2 separate regions of the Homo sapiens genome follow, and region 2 is linked to region 1. Evidence: chromatin loops called from intact Hi-C (ENCODE). Cell type or tissue: heart left ventricle. All regions are shown on one strand. Each heading gives the region's core, and the rest is flanking DNA. Links, peaks and the distances in the headings are about the cores only.

The links. Hi-C counts contacts between places; a loop is a spot of excess contacts. Peaks named below come from ENCODE experiments on the same cell type or tissue, not always from the same donor. Only the 100,000 strongest peaks of a DNase experiment are listed, where the experiment ranks them.
Region 2: it touches region 1 in a loop (2.0-fold over the local background); 4 of 110 quality-filtered maps call a loop at or near these places.

What each region holds. Positions count from the first base shown.
Region 1 is chr21:37,354,490-37,362,831 of GRCh38, forward strand. No RefSeq gene overlaps it. Among named protein-coding and RNA genes, the nearest start is that of DYRK1A, 8.1 kb to the right of the region's middle. In heart left ventricle, for the core only: no CTCF peak of the experiment used is centred there; a DNase peak (open chromatin) is centred at 4,032.
Region 2 is chr21:37,300,006-37,308,347 of GRCh38, forward strand. No RefSeq gene overlaps it. Among named protein-coding and RNA genes, the nearest start is that of VPS26C, 37 kb to the left of the region's middle. In heart left ventricle, for the core only: no CTCF peak of the experiment used is centred there; no DNase peak of the experiment used is centred there.

The DNA.
Region 1 (8,342 bases), core at 135-8,134:
TGTTGAAATCATACAGAAAATATTCTCTAAAAACGATAGAGTTAAAGTTGAAATCAGTAACAAAAATTAATATCTTAATTTGAATATTTGAATATTATTCAGCATATTCCTAAATAACCCATATCAAAGAAAAAAGCACAGTTAGAAATATTTTGAATTACCAGCCTGGCCAAGATGGTGAAACTCCGTCTCTACTAAAAATACAAAACTTGGCAGGGCGTGGTGGCACGTGCCTGTAATCCCAGCTACTTGGGAGGCTGAGGCAGGAGAATCACTTGAACCCGGGAGGTGGAGGTTGCAGTGAGCCGAGATCGCGCCACTGCACTCTAGCCTGGGCAACAGAGCGAGACTCTGTCTCACAAAAAAGAAAGAAAGAAATATTTTAAATTGAAATAATAATTTAAAAATAGTTTAAATACAACATATCAAAATGTGTAGGACAGAGCCAGAACAGTGCTTAGATGGAATTTACTGCCTTAATGAATAAACTGGAAGAAAAGTTCAAAGCTATATATATTTCCATCTGAAAATGCTAGAAAAATGAGACCAAATTTAACCCAAAGAGAAAGAACCTTTATACAAACTCCTTCCTCCTCCCCACTCTCTATCAGGCATTCCAGATCTATCACAAGCTGGGAGGGTAAGTGACAAAAACTTCAGGCCGTTGATCTGGGATTCCCCCAGATGGGGTTCAGGGGCCTCTTCCTTCTTACTCCAGAATTTATCACGTTATAGTTTCTTTGACCCATTTGGTCTTCCCTACTGGTCTTGGACGTTTTCAGGACTGGGGTCCAATCTCAACCATCTTTGCATCCCCAGCACCGATCAGAGTAACTGACACAGTGCAGACACTCAACGAGTGCATGTGGTATAAATGAATAGCTATGCACTTCACTGCAGGTAACCTGTGACTCAACTGTAGAAAGATTTTACAGGTTATGGGGTTTGAGAGAATGGTGACTGCATCCACGAAGGCACCGTCTAAGACAGCCGGTTTTGGGAAAAGGTGATCTCTGGTGTGACAAGTTGAGACCTCTGGGCTTTTTGTTCCATTTGTTTTGGTTCTCACTGTCTTGACCTCCTTCTTGGAAAACCCTTTAACATGCAAAATTGCGAGTGGCACATGATACTTGCTTTTCTCTCTCCAAGGCAAATAATGTCAGTCCCTTTGGTGATCCAGGGATCAGAAACTAGACTACGCTCTGATAAGGACATCACCCGTATGATGGAAGGATTAACTCCTGGCCATTCTATTTTAATTTTACTGGCTTAAAAATACTGCAAAAATGGTGAAGCTGTTGTTCCTTCTATACTTATGTCCCTTTAAAGGGGATGTGTCTTTCTCTTGCTGTTGGAGCTGGTAACTATTAGGGACCTCTGATTAATAGCCCAGACAAGCCAGGTGTGGTGGGGCACGCCTGTAATCCCAGCACTTTGGGAGATAGAAGCAGATGGATCATTTGAAGCCTGGAATTCAAGACCAGCCTGGCCAATGCGGTGAAACCCCATCTCTACAAAAAATACAAAATTTAACTGGATGTGGTGATGAGCACCTGTGGTCCCAGCTACTTGGCAGGGTGAGATGGGAGGATAGATTGAGCCCAGGAGGTTAAGGCTGCAGTAAGCCATGATCGTGCCACTGCATTCCAGCCGGGGGGGACAAAGCTAAATCCTGTCTCAAATAATAATAATAATTTTAAAAAGCCCAAAGTGAAACATACAGCAAATGTCCTTTGTAATACGGAGTAGAAATCAAGCCATAGGAAGCAGCTGAGAGAAGGTTTAATGAGATGGAAGGATGCGAGAGTGCTTTTCAAGTACTTAGGCAAGTAAAGAAGAAAACAAATATTTATTGAGTGCCCACTGGGCTCCTGGTACTCTGAGGCTATTTGCTACACATATTAATTTCTGAAATGAGAAGTAGGAAGAAGCCTATTTTGTGATATTCTAAAAATTAAGGTCTCAGGTCATTAGGTAAAAATTACAGGGACACGGGGTCTATTTTTTCTCCTGATTACCAGTAGTTGATTATACAAAATTTGAAAAACAAGCACAAAGAAGACAAATTATCACCTGTGATTGTACCCTCCAGAGATAAATGTTACAAAAATTTTTTATTATATACATTGTTTATTATAAAGTTGAAGTCATGCAAAGTATACTAACTGCTGTAATCATTTTTCTCATGTTGTGAAATATTCTTCATTTTGTGTTCTATTTCCACAAGTCGATGAGCTATATTTTAAAATTGAGGCTCCACCGCTGGACACTTAGGTTGTTTCCAAGGTTTCACTTAGTGATGTTATCAACAGGAGTCATACGAGGGTGGGGGCTGGTCTGGGGAAACATACTGGATGAGCAAGTGAGAGAAGAAAACGTGTTTAGCCTGGGAAAGTCACAGCTTGCTTCAAATGTTTGAAGGTTGTCATTTGAAAGAACAGTGAGACTTGGTCTATGTGGTCTCAAATGGGAAGATTTAGAAACTGGGTGGAAAGCCTGGGAAGAAGATCCATTCACAGAATGCAAAGGCAAATTTCCTGTAGTTGAGGGTGACCAAAGAAGGTCTGGGCAGCTTTAGGAGGTAGTGAGTTACCGGTTGGTGAAGACATTCAAATATAGGCAAAGAAAAATAATAACTTACAGGAATATAATGGGTTAAATGTGTTTACAGCAGAATGACCTGAGTGTTTTGAGAACACGGAAGATGTTATTTATTTATTTGAGATAGAGTCTTGCTCTGTCGCCCAGACTGGAGTGCAGTGGTGTGATCTCGGCTCACTGCAACCTCTGCCTCCCAGGTTCAAGCGATTCTCCTGCCTCAGCCTCCTGAGTCGCTGGAATTACAGGTGCCCACCACCACGCCTGGCTAATTCTTGTATTTTTAGTAGAGACGAGGTTTCACCATGTTGGCCAGGCTGGTCTCGAATTCCTGGGCTCAAGTGATCCACCCGCCTCGGCCTCCCAAAGTGCTGGGATTACTGGCATGAGCCACTGCGCCTGGCCTTTCATTTATTTTTGAAAGGGGAAAGGGTCTTGGGAAAGGCTTCAAAAGTTAAAATTTGAATCGAATCAAATCCTCTTATTCTTTACATCGGGGCCCAATATTTACACAATGATTTATAGTTCACAAAGGATTAAAGACTTCCCTTAAAGGATGAGGAAACAAATTCAGAGAGGGTAAGTACACTACCCCAGTTCCTGCGGCAAGGAGGTAGTTGAGAATCCCCCATGTTCTCTGTCCCAACAGAGAACTCTTGTTTCCAGTTGCTATTATTATTATTATCAAGCTCACCAATCCCTTCTAAAACATCCAGACTTGCAAGACATTGTCTGTGCCCTGCTTCATTACAATAAAATGAAAATGTCTCCAATGACTAATGTGAACAAAATGTCAGTGTTGTCAGGTAAGTTTTCCTGCATGGAAATTCCATTCCCTTTCTTTCCCACAGCAGCCACTGGATGATTAGAGTTTATGATAGGTAACGATTGGGCTCCCCTCAACTCCAGCATCTATGTGTGAGTCTATGATGTCTCTGCTTGCCTTCTGCTCAGGGCGGGCCTCCTTCCCTGGTGGTCTGAGACCCGTGAATGAAGGTACTTCCCACATTAGCCCTATGTCTCACAGATGCCTTCCATTCTGTCAACTCAGGACCCTGGAAAGCTGGGCTTCCATCCTCCACTCTACCTGTGCAGCTGCAAAGTTCGTAGTCCACGAATGTGTTCCTGTTTCCAGCATCTACCCTGAACCCTGGGCTCCACCCCAGTTCTTCTGGGCTAGACAAGCTAGAAGGAAATGTGGAGGTCCCCTTTTGGCTACAGGAGTGGGCTGTCACCACCCTCAGGAAACCAGCTCCCTTCTGCCCCTGCTGAGGTGTCCCTTCCCACCCAGCCTTTCTAGCAAAAGCAAATCAGAAGGTCTCTGTGCCATGACCTACCCCATCCAAAAGGCACCCTCATCCAGCACTCCACTAACGCCACCTCAGCCATCTGTGGGGCTGACAGCCCTCCCACCGAACAGCCCTCCCTATCTTCAGGAAGCCAGCGTCCAAGCTGGGAGCGAGAGGAAGGCCGGATGCAGATGGTCCCTCTTTCAACTCCAGAGTGAAGTGTAGTTCTCTTGCTTTTAACCATTTCCTGGATTTAATTGCTTGCCTACTCCATCCTGCCCGTGCTGTTTTGCAATTCTCTGGTGACTCTGTTCTTGCAAAAACATTCATTTGGTGATCAGTAGATACCAGGCACTGGGCGAAGCACTGAGAATAAAAATTCCCAGGGAGCTAGGTTTGTACCCCTGGAGGGTTCCCTTTTCTCCTAGTGCATGGAAGAAGAAACCTACCGTGAAAATACAGTGATAAGTGACTTGACAAGGGAATGAGGCTTTCCTGGAGACAGCAGAGGAGATGAGAAAGAATGGGTTGTGTTCTGGGAGTGTAAAGTGGTGGACCCTGAGCAGAGAAGGCCTGAGAGGTCAGATCATGAAGGGATTTGGCACCAAACTAACATGTAAGAATGTTATCCCCAAAACAAAAGCTTAAAGTCCTCTAAGCTTTTCAGTGGGCAATGATGTGATACCCAACTGTAGAGTCCCATGAAGCCTTGAGGAACCGGGTGAAGGACAAAGGAGTCCGGGAGGCTGGTGGGAGGCTTGGACTGTTTATTTGACTCTTTTCTGTTCTGTTTGGATGTTTCAACCATGTACTTGATTATTTTTTATCTTGAAAACAAACAGGCCAGGCACAGTGGCTCATGCCTGTAATCCCAACACTTTGGGAAGCCGAGGCAGGTGGATCACCTGAGGTCAGAAGTTCAAGACCAGTCTGGCCAACATGGTGAAACCTCATCTCTAACAATAATACAAAAATTAGCTGGGGGTAGTGGCGCATGCCTGTAATCCCAGCTACTCGGGAGGCTGAGGTAGAAGAACTGCTGGAACCTGGGAGGCGGAGGTTGCAGTGAGCTGAGATCATGCCACTGCTCCAGCCTGGGAGACAGAGCAAGACTCCATCTCAATAAATAAATAAATAAATAAGAAAACAAATGGTCATGGCTAGGTGTGGTGCTTCATGCCTGTAATCTCAACACTTTGGGAGGCTGAGGTGGGAGGATAGCTTGAGCCTAGGAGTTTGAGACCAGCCTGGGCAACATGGGGAGACCCCCATCTCTACAAAAAAAAATAAAAAAATTAGCTGGACATGGTGAGGCATACCTGTAGTCCTAGGTACTCACGAGACTGAGGTGAAAGGATTGCTTGAGCCTAGGATGTCGAGGCTGCAGTGAGGCATGCTTGTGCTACTGTACTCTGGCCTGGGTGACAGAGTAAGATCCTGTCTCAAAAAAAAAAAAAAAAAAAAAAACCAAAAACCAACCAACCAAACAAAAAACTCCAATCCTAACCAAACCAAACTAAATCAAACAGTATTTATAATATTCCAGATATGGTGCTTGTGACACAAAGATGAAAATACAGGATGCTTGCCCTAAAAGCACTTCTAGTTTAGAAACAGACATGGAAATACAATATAACAAAATAGTACTAATGCTATAACAACTATAAACATATTTTGCATTGAATTGAAGCAAAAATAGGAAAAATGTTGAAAATGATAGCAGTAAGTGTGCAGATCAATAAATACTGTAGAAATATTAAAAGATGTTCACTACATACTTAGATTAAAAAGCCAGGAAAATAAGCCAAAACTCTCAGGAACTATTGAGCTAATGAGCCAATGCAGAAAGTTATCTTTGTAGAACTCTGTGCCTCCTGCCTAATTTTAAATTCCATTACTTAATTGTTTTTCACAGTTTCATTAGGGCATTTTCCTCAACCTGTTAATTTTGAGGAAGCTAATATATACGTATGAATCAATATACAAAAGTGGATTTCTTTTCAAGTCTTGCCAAAATGTTGCAAAATACGATTTTCTTTTTTTTTTGAGACGGAGCCTCACTCTGTTGCCCAGGCTGGAGTGCAGTGGCGCCATGCTGGTTCATTGCAACTTCTGCCTTCTAGGTTCAAGCGATTCTCTTGCCTCAGCCTCCGGAGTAGCTGGGACTACAGGCACCTGCCATGACACCTGGCTAATTTTTGTATTTTTAGCAGAGACAGGGTTTCACCATGTTGGCCAGGCTGGTCTCGAACTCCTGACCTCAATCCGGCTGCCTCGGCCTCCGAAAGTGCTGGGATTACAGGCGTGAACCACCAGGCCCGGCCGCAAAATATGATTTCAAGATATTCTGAAACTGTGGAATACACACTTTAATAATTACATATTTACTATTTAAGCTTTATCTTAATGTCACAAGAAAAGAAAATGTTAATGGCAATTCATAAAATAATATTGGTAAACATGCTTACATGATAAGGAAGGCAATGAATATTGTCCTCTCTCTCTCTCTCTCTCTTTTTTAATGGCACCATGAGAACCACATCTTGACATAAACAACTTTGTAACCTTAAGATTCTGGGAGAGAGTCCTTGGTTGCAGGTGTCTGGTTAAGAGGAGGAAGGAGGCCAGGAGCCGTGGCTCATGCCTGTAATCCCAGCACTTTGGGAGGCCATGGCGGGTGGATTACCTGAGGTCAGGAGTTTGAGACCAGCTTTGCCAACATGGTGAAACCCCATCTTTACTAAAAATACAAAACTAGCCAGGCGTAGTGGTGCATGCCTGTAACCCCAGCTACTTGGGAGGCTGAGGCAGGAAAATCATTTGAACCCGGGAGGTGGAGGTTGCAGTGAGTCTAGATCGCACCATTGCAGTCCACCCTAGGCAAAAAGAGCAAAACTCTGTCTCAAAAAAAAAAAAGGGGGGGGGAAGGACAGTGAGAGCAAGAAAGGCGTCGGGCTAGCCCTACTTGGGAGATGGCTAGGAGAATGAAGATGGCCACAGACACATTGACTGGGGTGACATTCATGTATCAATCTAACAGCATCCCATGGCCTTCCATTTTTCTTTTTTTTTCTTCCTGTTTCTTTTTACAGTAAAATCTCAAAAAAGAAATCAATTAAAAAAAAAAAGGCTGGGCGTGATGGCACACGCCTGTAATCCCAGCACTTTGGGAGGCTGAGGCAGGCAGATCATGAGGTCAAGAGATCGAGACCATCCTGGCCAACATGGGTGAAACCCCGTTTCTACTAAAAATACAAAAATTAGCCGGGCATGATGGCGGGCGCCTGTAGTCCCAGCTACTCGGGAGGCTGAGGCAGGAGAATCTCTTGAACCTGGGAGGCGGAGGTTCCAGTGAGCTGAGATCACACCACTGCACTCCAGCCTGGGCCACAGAGGGAGACTCTGTCTAAAACAACAACAACAAAACCAAAACAAACCACAAACAAAAAACCAAAAACCCCAAATACTTCTCTGCTTTCCCAAATAGGCATCAGATAGATATACACAGGCAGGGCACAAATACACAACAAACATATTTTTAAAAAGTCACAAAATGTCCAAATAAATGCAAATAAAAATAAGAGGGTGTGGCAGGGTGTAGGAAAAAGCCATTGTCACACATTACTTTTAGGGAGTGCATATTGGTGGAATCACTTCTGAGGAATATTTTGGTAACATGAATCAAAAGCTTTTTAAGGACGCATACTTTTATCTGAAGGAGATAATTGGACAGGTGTGTAAAATGGATGTAGGACATGTTTATACAACTTTATCTGTAGTAACAACAACAACAAAAAGGAAAAACTTCCTTAAAAAATAGAGGAGCAGGTAAACAAATTATGGCCTATTCAACTGATGGAATACTAGTAGCTGTTAAAATGATTATCTAAATTTCAGTTGATTAACACTAAAATGTGCTCATAGTATAATTGTAAGTAAAAACGGCATGAAACATATCTGCAGTGTTGTATGTGGGTGAATGTACTCATGTCTCCCTAAGAAAATCTGGAAGGACATATGCTAATATGAAAATACCAATAAGGTTTTTTTTTTTTTTTTCCTGGGTGATATCTACGAGTAATCATTCCCTCTTCATTGTTTTCCATATTGTAAAATCGTCTGTAATGACCATGCATGACTGTTACATTTTGTTTTTGGACCTTAGGTACAAAGAATTAAGAATTAACTCCTCGGCCAGGCGTGGTGGCTCACACCTGTTACCCCAGCACTTTGGGAGGCTGAGGAGGCAGGATGGCTTGAGTCTAGGAATTTGAAACCAGCCTGGTTGACACAGAAAAACCTCATCTCTACAAAAAATACAAAAAGTTACCCAGGCGTGGTGGCATGCGCTTGTAGTCTCGGCTACCCAGGAGACTGAGGTGGGGAGGATTGCTTGAGCCTGGGAGGTGGAAGCTGCTGTGAACTGTAATCTTGCCACTGCACTCCAGCCTGGGC
Region 2 (8,342 bases), core at 189-8,188, 54 kb before region 1:
AGCTACCTGGGAGGCTGAGGCAGCAGAATTGTTTGATCCCGGGAGGCGGAGGTTGCAGTGAGCTGAGATCACGCCATTGTACTCCAGCCTGGGCAACACAGCGAGACTCCATCTCAAAAACAAACAAACAAAAACAAACTAACAAACAAAAAAAACAATGCCAGAGGACAGGAAGTGGGTGAGGATGTAAATGAAACAAGGTCGACCTTGAGCTGATAATTATTGAATCTGGGTGACGAGGGTTCATTGCCCAAGTCTGTCTTCTTCTGTGTATGTTTCAAATTGTCCATAGTGAGAAGTTTTAAAAAATGCTGATTTAGGGGTATACCTATGAAATATCACAAAACCACCAGCCTTCCAAAGTGAGAAGAAGCTTTTTAAATGGGAGATCTAAGTGTGGCTCCAAAGGCAGCTACCCCTAATGGGACTGGGTGTGGTACTGTGAGTGTACAGGTGTGTGAACAAAAACATATGGGGAAATGTCCCTCTTTCCCTTAGAGGAAAATAGGAACTTGGGCTTCGTGTTCAATACATCTCTGATGATGCAATCCAAAAAGAAATATGCTAAGCTCTATGGCTTGCTTTTAAATTAATAAAAGGCACATTTAACTATATACTTTGTAGATTGTATTAAAAGTTATTTGGTAGATTTAAGGGTAAGAAGCATTGCCTCCAACTAGAACATTTTCCTAATAGGTTGAAAGCATATGTGTCGAAAGTAAAGCATTTTGGGAGTTCTCCAGCAGCTATAAAAAACTCAATGTATCTATGCATACCTTCTAATTTAGAGGAGCGAGTGGGAGGTAGGAGGTGGCCGATGCTTGTTGGATATTCAAGAGCATCTGTATTCACTTTTTTATAAATTCATTATGGTTAAGAGTGGTCTTTTGTAGGGGTTTGGATTTCGGGAGAAATCATTCATAATACAAGTTTTCCTTTAAAGTTGTGACTGTCCATTGTACCCTTACGCTCGCCCCGTTTTCAAGGAGGCCAAGTTCTGTTTTCTGTATGAGGACTCAAGGGGGCCTGCTACTCGAATGCCCCGTCGCTGTCTAATTCTGTGGTTAATCTCATAGTGTGGACACACTTGGGGGCCCAGCTCTGAGACCAGGAGTCCCCAACCACTCTGTTCATGTCTGAATGTCTGTCCCTTTTCATTTCCCCCTTCTTTCCATCTACTCCATAATGTCTGCAGTGGAGGTGCTTGCATACTTCACTTGTACTTTGCAATATTTCTCTTTCTTTTTTATTGTCATTATATTTTTTGAGAGGCAATCTTCGCTCTGTTGCACAGGCTGGAGTGCAGTGGCACCATCTTGGCTCACTGCAACTTTCTCCTCCTCGGTTTAAGCGATTCTCCTGCCTCAGCCTCCTGAGTAGCTGAGATTACAGGCGCCCACCACCACATGTGGCTAATTTTTGTATTTTAATATAGAGACGGGGTTTCACCATGTTGGTCATGTTGGTCTCGAACTCCTGACTTCAAATGATCCACTTGCCTTGGTCTCCTAAAGAGCTGGGATTACAGGCATGAGCCACCGTGCCTGGTCATCTTTTAACTGATCTTTCCACTGTAGCCTTCTGCTTTTATAATATATGTGTATTCAGAGAAATGCATCCTACTCTCTAAGTTATTGGCCCTTTGGGTCCAACAATAAAAGACTCACTCTCTACTTCATGGAAACAAGAGTTCATTGTAAGAACACTTTTCATTAAGACACATTGAGACCAAAAATAAAACCGTGTTTCTCCACTCAGGAGCCAGGTACCCCTCGTCATCACATCTCCACGTATTCATGAGCTGAATGAGACTAAAGGTTTAAAGTTACAAGGGCGGTATTTTAAAATGTTTCTGTTGGCCAGGTACAGTGGCTCATGCCTGTAATCCCAACACTTTGGGAGGCCGAAGTAGGAGGATTGCTTGACCTCAAGAGTTCAAGACCAGCCTGGGCAATATGGTGAAACCCTGTCTCTACAAAAAATACAAAAAAGTAGCTGGGTGTGGTGGCACTCAGGTACCTGGGAGGCTGATGTGGGAGGATCCCTTGAGCTGGGGAGATGGAGGCTGCAGTGAGCCATCATAGTGCCATTGCATTCCAGCCTGAGTGATAGAGTAAGATCCTGCCTCAAGAAAACAAGTTTTTGTTGAAATAAAATATTTACACTAAACAAAAAATAAAGCAAATAATATTCTAGCTAAGTCATGGACCAATTAATAGTTGACATTATTTTTTCCGAGAGAATAATATTAACCAGAAGTAAAACCTAGAGCAGGCCTCTCATCACTACATTCCAAACCCAAGCTAAATTTTAGTTAAATTGTACATTTCAGATTTTGAAATAATGCATCATTTAAAATATTTTAAAGAAAAATGCAAAGGCCTTTCAAACCACAATTTCTTCTATGGATTATATCTCTGTAGATGTGCCTGACTATGAAACAAACTACTATAATATCAATTATTAGGCCAGGTACTGTGGCTCATGCCTGTAATCGAAACACTATTTTTTTTTTTTATTTGAGACAGAGTCTCGTTCCATTGCCCAGGCTGGAGTGCAGTGGTGTGATCTCAGCTCACTGCAACTTCCACCTCCCAGGCTCAAGCGATTCTCATGCCTCAGCCTTCCAAGTAGCTGGGATTACAGGTGCACAACACCACGCCCAGCTAATTTTTTTCATTTTTAGTAGAGACAGGGTTTTACCTTGTTGGCCAGGCTGGTCTCAAACTCCTGGCCTCAAGTGATCCATCCGCCTTGTCCTCCCAGAGTGCTGGCATTACAGGAGCCACCATGCCCAGTCCATACTTGCTTTAGATCATTTTTTCGAGATCATAGTGGAAGGCACCTGTGTACCCCTCTCACGTCAAATGCATCTTTCTATCTCCCAGAGGCAAGAACTATTCTGAATTTGATGATTACGCTCCCCATGTGTGTTGTTATATAATTGCTCTAAGTGTATGAACCCATAGGGGATATGTAACATTGGTTTTAATGTTCACAAATTTAAAACAAATGCTATATTACTCTGCAGCTTATTTTTTTCTGTGTATTATGATGTTTTCAAGATATATTCATATCGGGCTGGGCATGGTGGCTCATGCCTGTAATCCCAGCACTTTGGGAGGCGGGTGGATCACGAGGTCTAGAGATCGAGACCATCCTGGCCAACATGGTGAAACCCTGTCTCTACTAAAAGTACAAAAAAAATTAGCTGGGCCTGGTGGAGTGCACCTGTAGTTCCAGCTACTCGGGAGGCTGAGGCAGGAGAATCACTTGAACCCGGGAGGCGGAGGTTGCAGTGAGCCAAGATCATGCCACTGCACTTCAGCCTGGCTACGGATTGAGACTCCGTTTCAAAAAAAAAAAAAAAGATATATCCATATTGACATTTTGTTTTGTTTTGTTTTGTTTTGTTTGAGACAGGATCTTGCTCTGTAGCTTATGCTGTAGTGAAGTGGTGCAATTATAGCTCACTGCAGCCTCGAACTCCTGGGCTCAATCCATCCTCCCACCTTGGCCTCCTGAAGCTGGGACTATAGGCATGAACCACTATGCCTGGGTAAATTTTTCTTTTTTCTTTTCCTTTTTTTTTTGTAGGGACAGAGTCTCACTATGTTGCCCAGGGTGTTCTTAACCTCCTGGGCACAAGCAGTCCTCCTTCCTTGGCTTCCCAAAGTGCTGGAATTACAGCTGTGAGCCACCACATCCAGCTGATGTATTGTTCTAGTTCATGCTTTTTTTTTTTTTTGAGACAGAGTCTCACTCTGTTGCCCAAGCTGGAGTGCAGTGGCACAAACTCAGCTCACTGCAACCTCTGCTTCCCAGGTTCAAGCAATTCTCCTCCCTCAGCCTCCCGAGTAGCTGGGACTACAGGTGTGTTCCACCACACCTGACTACTTTTTGTATTTTTAGTAGAGATGGAGTTTCACCATGTTGGCCAGGCTGGTCTCGAACTCCTGACCTCAGGTGATCCACCCACCTCAGCCTCCCAAAGTGCTGGGATTACAGGTGACTGCAGGGTATTCCACTGTGTAAATGTTCTGTGCTCTTATGATCCATTCTCCTGTTAATGGGTCTTTAAGTTGTTTATCATATTTTATTATTGCCACCAATGTTGCAAAAACGTTCTTGGGCACCTCTCATTCTGCACTTAAGCTAACATCTCTGTAGAATATGCACAGGAGCTGAGAGGGCTGGATAATGAGCTTTACCACCTATTGACACAAATTGTTCTGTAAAGGGACTTCTGCTCCTACTGGCTGTGTATGAAATTTGCTGCTTGTCTACACCTTGAACAGTGACACAGAGGCTGTCCTTCCAGTCATTGTATCAGCTGTGTCTTCGAGGAGCCATTGCAATTTTCTGTCAAGCCGACTGCATCTACATGGGGTGGTATGTGGTTCTATCATTGGACCCCAGGGTCACAGGCCCACTCTGTACCTTCTTGGCTCTGAAATGGGTACCTGGTCACTTCTATGTCATATAGGATTCCTTGTCTGTGGATTAGGCATTCTGTGAACCCCCAGAGAGTGGTGTGTGCAGGAAAGATAAATCCAGAATAGACTTGGTGCGTGTGTGGAAGGATCATTTGGCATGGAAGGGGCTCAGTGTAGACAGGTGCTACCAAGGGATTGGTTGGTCTCGTTGAGGAACACTGTCTTATCGGGAGCTCGACATCGGTCTCTGTTGCTGGCAGTTGGACATTTAGAAGCGGCAGTAGCTAGATTGGCCTTGGTAAGTGGGAGTCCACGCTGTTGCTCCTCCCGTAGCCTCCATATATGCCAAGGGGAATCCTATTCAGTTCTCCTTGCTATGGACTGAAGCTTGTGTCCTTAGATTCATGTGTGAAAGCCTGATCTCCAGTGCGATGGTATTAGGAGTTGAGGCCTTTGGCCAGTGATTGGCTCGTGGTGGGGGAGCCCTCCTGAATGTAATTGGTGCCTTTGTAAGAGACAGGAGAGAGCTTCCATTCTCTCTCTCTCTTCACCATGTGAGGAAACAATGAAACAACTGCATTCTGCAAACCAGGAAGAGAAGCAAATTGGCCAGCACCTTGACCTTGGCCTTCCCAGCTTCCATAACTGTGAGAAGTAAATTACTGTTGTTTAAGCCACCCAGTCCATATGAATTTGTTGCAGCTGAACTGACTAAGACACCTGTCATGCCAGTTCCCTAGCAGCCAGTGAGAAAGACTGGCTCATGTGAACTTGGCTGTTGAGTGTCCCTTCTATAGGGGATACTTTCTCCTTCTCCCCCCCACCCAGCCCCCCATAGCTTTATTGAGACATAATGGATATAAAATAAGCTGCAAATACTTAACGTTTACAAAATGAGTTTTAACATAAGTATGTATCTATGAAGCCATCACACAATCAATACAATGAACATATCCATCACTCCTAAAAATGTCCCTTTGTCCTTTTGTAATCCCTCCCCAAAAACTTTTTAAGGGACACTTGGAATGTGCTTATCTCAGTGGAAACTGACTTAGGTAAATAGTTCAGAGAAACCACCTGCTTCTCCATACCCCTGACTTCTATAAATAAGGATCACCATAAGAACACAGAATTACCAGAAGGTATATTTTTCTTTAAAAAAATTTTTGTTGGGGCCAGGGTCGGTGGCTCATGCCTGTAATCCCAGCACTTTGGGAGGCTGAGACAGGAGGATCACTTGAGTCCAGGCGTTTGAGACCAGCCTGGGCAACACAGTGACACCCCGTCTCTACAAAATAATTTAAAAATAAGCCGAGTGTGGTGGCACTCACCTATAGTCCCAGCTACTCAGGAGGCTCAGGTGGGAGGATCACTTGAGCCTGGGAGGTTGAGGCTGCAGTGAGCCATGACGGCACCACTGCATTCCAGCCTGTTTCAAAGAAAAAAAAAACTGCATTATAACTCATATACCATAAAATTTACCCCTTTAAAGCATAAATTCAGTGTATAGTCACAAAGTTATGCAAGTCTTGCTACTATTTAATTCCAGAACCTTTTTATCGTCCCCAGAGGGAAACTTTGTATTCCTTAGCAGTCACTCCTCAATCCCTTTTCTCCCCAGCCTCTGGCCACCACAGAGCAGCTTTCTGTCTGCTTGGATTTGTCAGTTCTGAGCATTTTATGTAAATGGAATCATACATATGTGGCCTTTTTGACTGACAGGCTTCTTTCACTTAGCATAATCTTTTCAAGTTTCACCCATGTTGTGGCATGTATCAGTACTTCATTCCTTTTTGTGGACAAACAATATTCCATTGCATGGATATAGCCATATTTTGTTTATCCACTCATCGGTTGATGGACATTTGAGTGGTTTCTATCTTTTGGCTGTGATAAATAACACTGCTATAAACATTTGTACACAAGTTTTTGTATGGACATGTTTTCCACTCTCTTGGATGTCAACCTAGGAGTAGAATTACTAACTCATTTTGTAAAATATACGTTTAACTTTTTGAGGAACTGTCAGACTCAGACTGTTTTTCAAAGCAGCTACACTACTTTATATTCCCATGTTCCAATTTCTCCATGTCCTAGCCAACATTTATTACCTTTTTTTTTTTTTTTTTTTTTTTTTGGTGGTGGGGCAGAAGGACAGGGTCTCACTCTATTGCCCAGGCTGGAGTGCAGTGGTGCCATCTTGGCTCACTGCAACCTTCACCTCCCGGGTTCAAGCGATCTTCCCCTCTCAGCCTCCCAAGTTGCTGGGACTATAGGCACACGCTGCCATGCCAGCCAACTGTTTTGTAATTACCTCACTTTTTAATGATGTCCATCCAATGATGTCAAGTGGTATCTAATTGTGTTCTGATTTGCATTTCCCTAATAACTAATGATGTTGTATATGTTTTCATATGCTCACTGACCTTTTGTGTATTTTCTTTGGAGAAATGTTTATCAAAGTCCTTTGCCCATTAAAAATTGGGTTATTTATCTTTTATTATTGAGTTGTAAGACTTATTTACACATTGTATATACAGCCCTTCTATCAGATATGTAATATGCATGTTTTCCCCTCATTCTGTGTGTTATCTTTTGACTTTCTTGACAATGTGTTTGGAAGCACAAAAGATCTTAATTTTGATGAAGTTCAATTTATTTCTATTTTTTCTTTTGTTGCTTTTGCTTTTGGTAGCGTATCTAATAATCATTACCAAATCCAAAGTCATAAAGTTTTACTTCTATATTTTTTCTAAAAGTTTTATAATTTAGCTCCTAAATTTAGTTTTTCAATCATTTTTAGTTAATTTTTATATATAGTGTGAGGTAGGACTATAACTTCATTCTTCTGCATATGGATATCCACAGTCCCAGCACTGTTTGTTGAAAAAACTATTCTTTGTTCTTTTGTGAAATTTTTTTAGTTATTCTGAGTCTCTTGCATTTCCATATGCATTTTAGGATCAGCTGATCAATTTCAATAAAAAAGACAGAGGAAGCTAGGATTTGGATAGAGATCACATTCAATCTTAGATCAGCTTGGGGAGTATTGCTATCTTAATATTAAATCTCTCAATCAATGAAACTGGGAAATATTTCCATTTGTAGATGACTTCTCTAATTTTTTCCAATGATATTTTCTAGTTTTCAGTGTACAAGTGTAATCTTTCTTTGGTTAAATTTTTTTTCTAGTGTTTTATTTCTTTTGATGCTAAAGTAAATAAATGTTTTTCTTAATTTTAATTCAGAAATTTAATTTTTAATTTAGATTGTTCTTTACTAGTATATAGAAACTCAATTGCTTTTTTGTATATTGATGTTCTATCCTGTAATTTTGCTGAATTCATTTATTAGTTTTGGTGAATTTCTTAGAATTTTTGATATGTAAGAAATATTTGATATTTTTGCAAATAAAAATATTTATTCTTCTTCCTTTCTGATGCCTTTTATTTCTGTTTGTTGCCTAATTGGTCTGACTACAACCTCCAATACAATGTTGAATAGAATGGCAAGAGGAACGATTCTTGTGTTGTTCCTTATCTAGGGGGAAAGTATTCCATTTTTCACTGTTAGGTATGACATTGGCTTTGAGTTTTTCATTGATACCCTTATCAGGTTGAGGAAGTTCCCCGCTATTCTTAGTTTGCTGATTGTTTTTTTTATCATCAAAGTGTGTTAGATTTTGTTAAATGCTTTTTCTGCATCATTGAGATAATCTTGTGTTGTTTCCCCTTTTTACATTAATATGGTATATTACATTAATTAATTTTCAAGTATTAATTTAACCTTGCATTCCTGGGATAAATCTCACTTGATAATGCTCTATAATCTTTTTGTACATTGGTAGATTTGGTTTTTTAGTATTTTTTTTGAAGATTTTCATATTAACATTTATAAAGGAGGCTA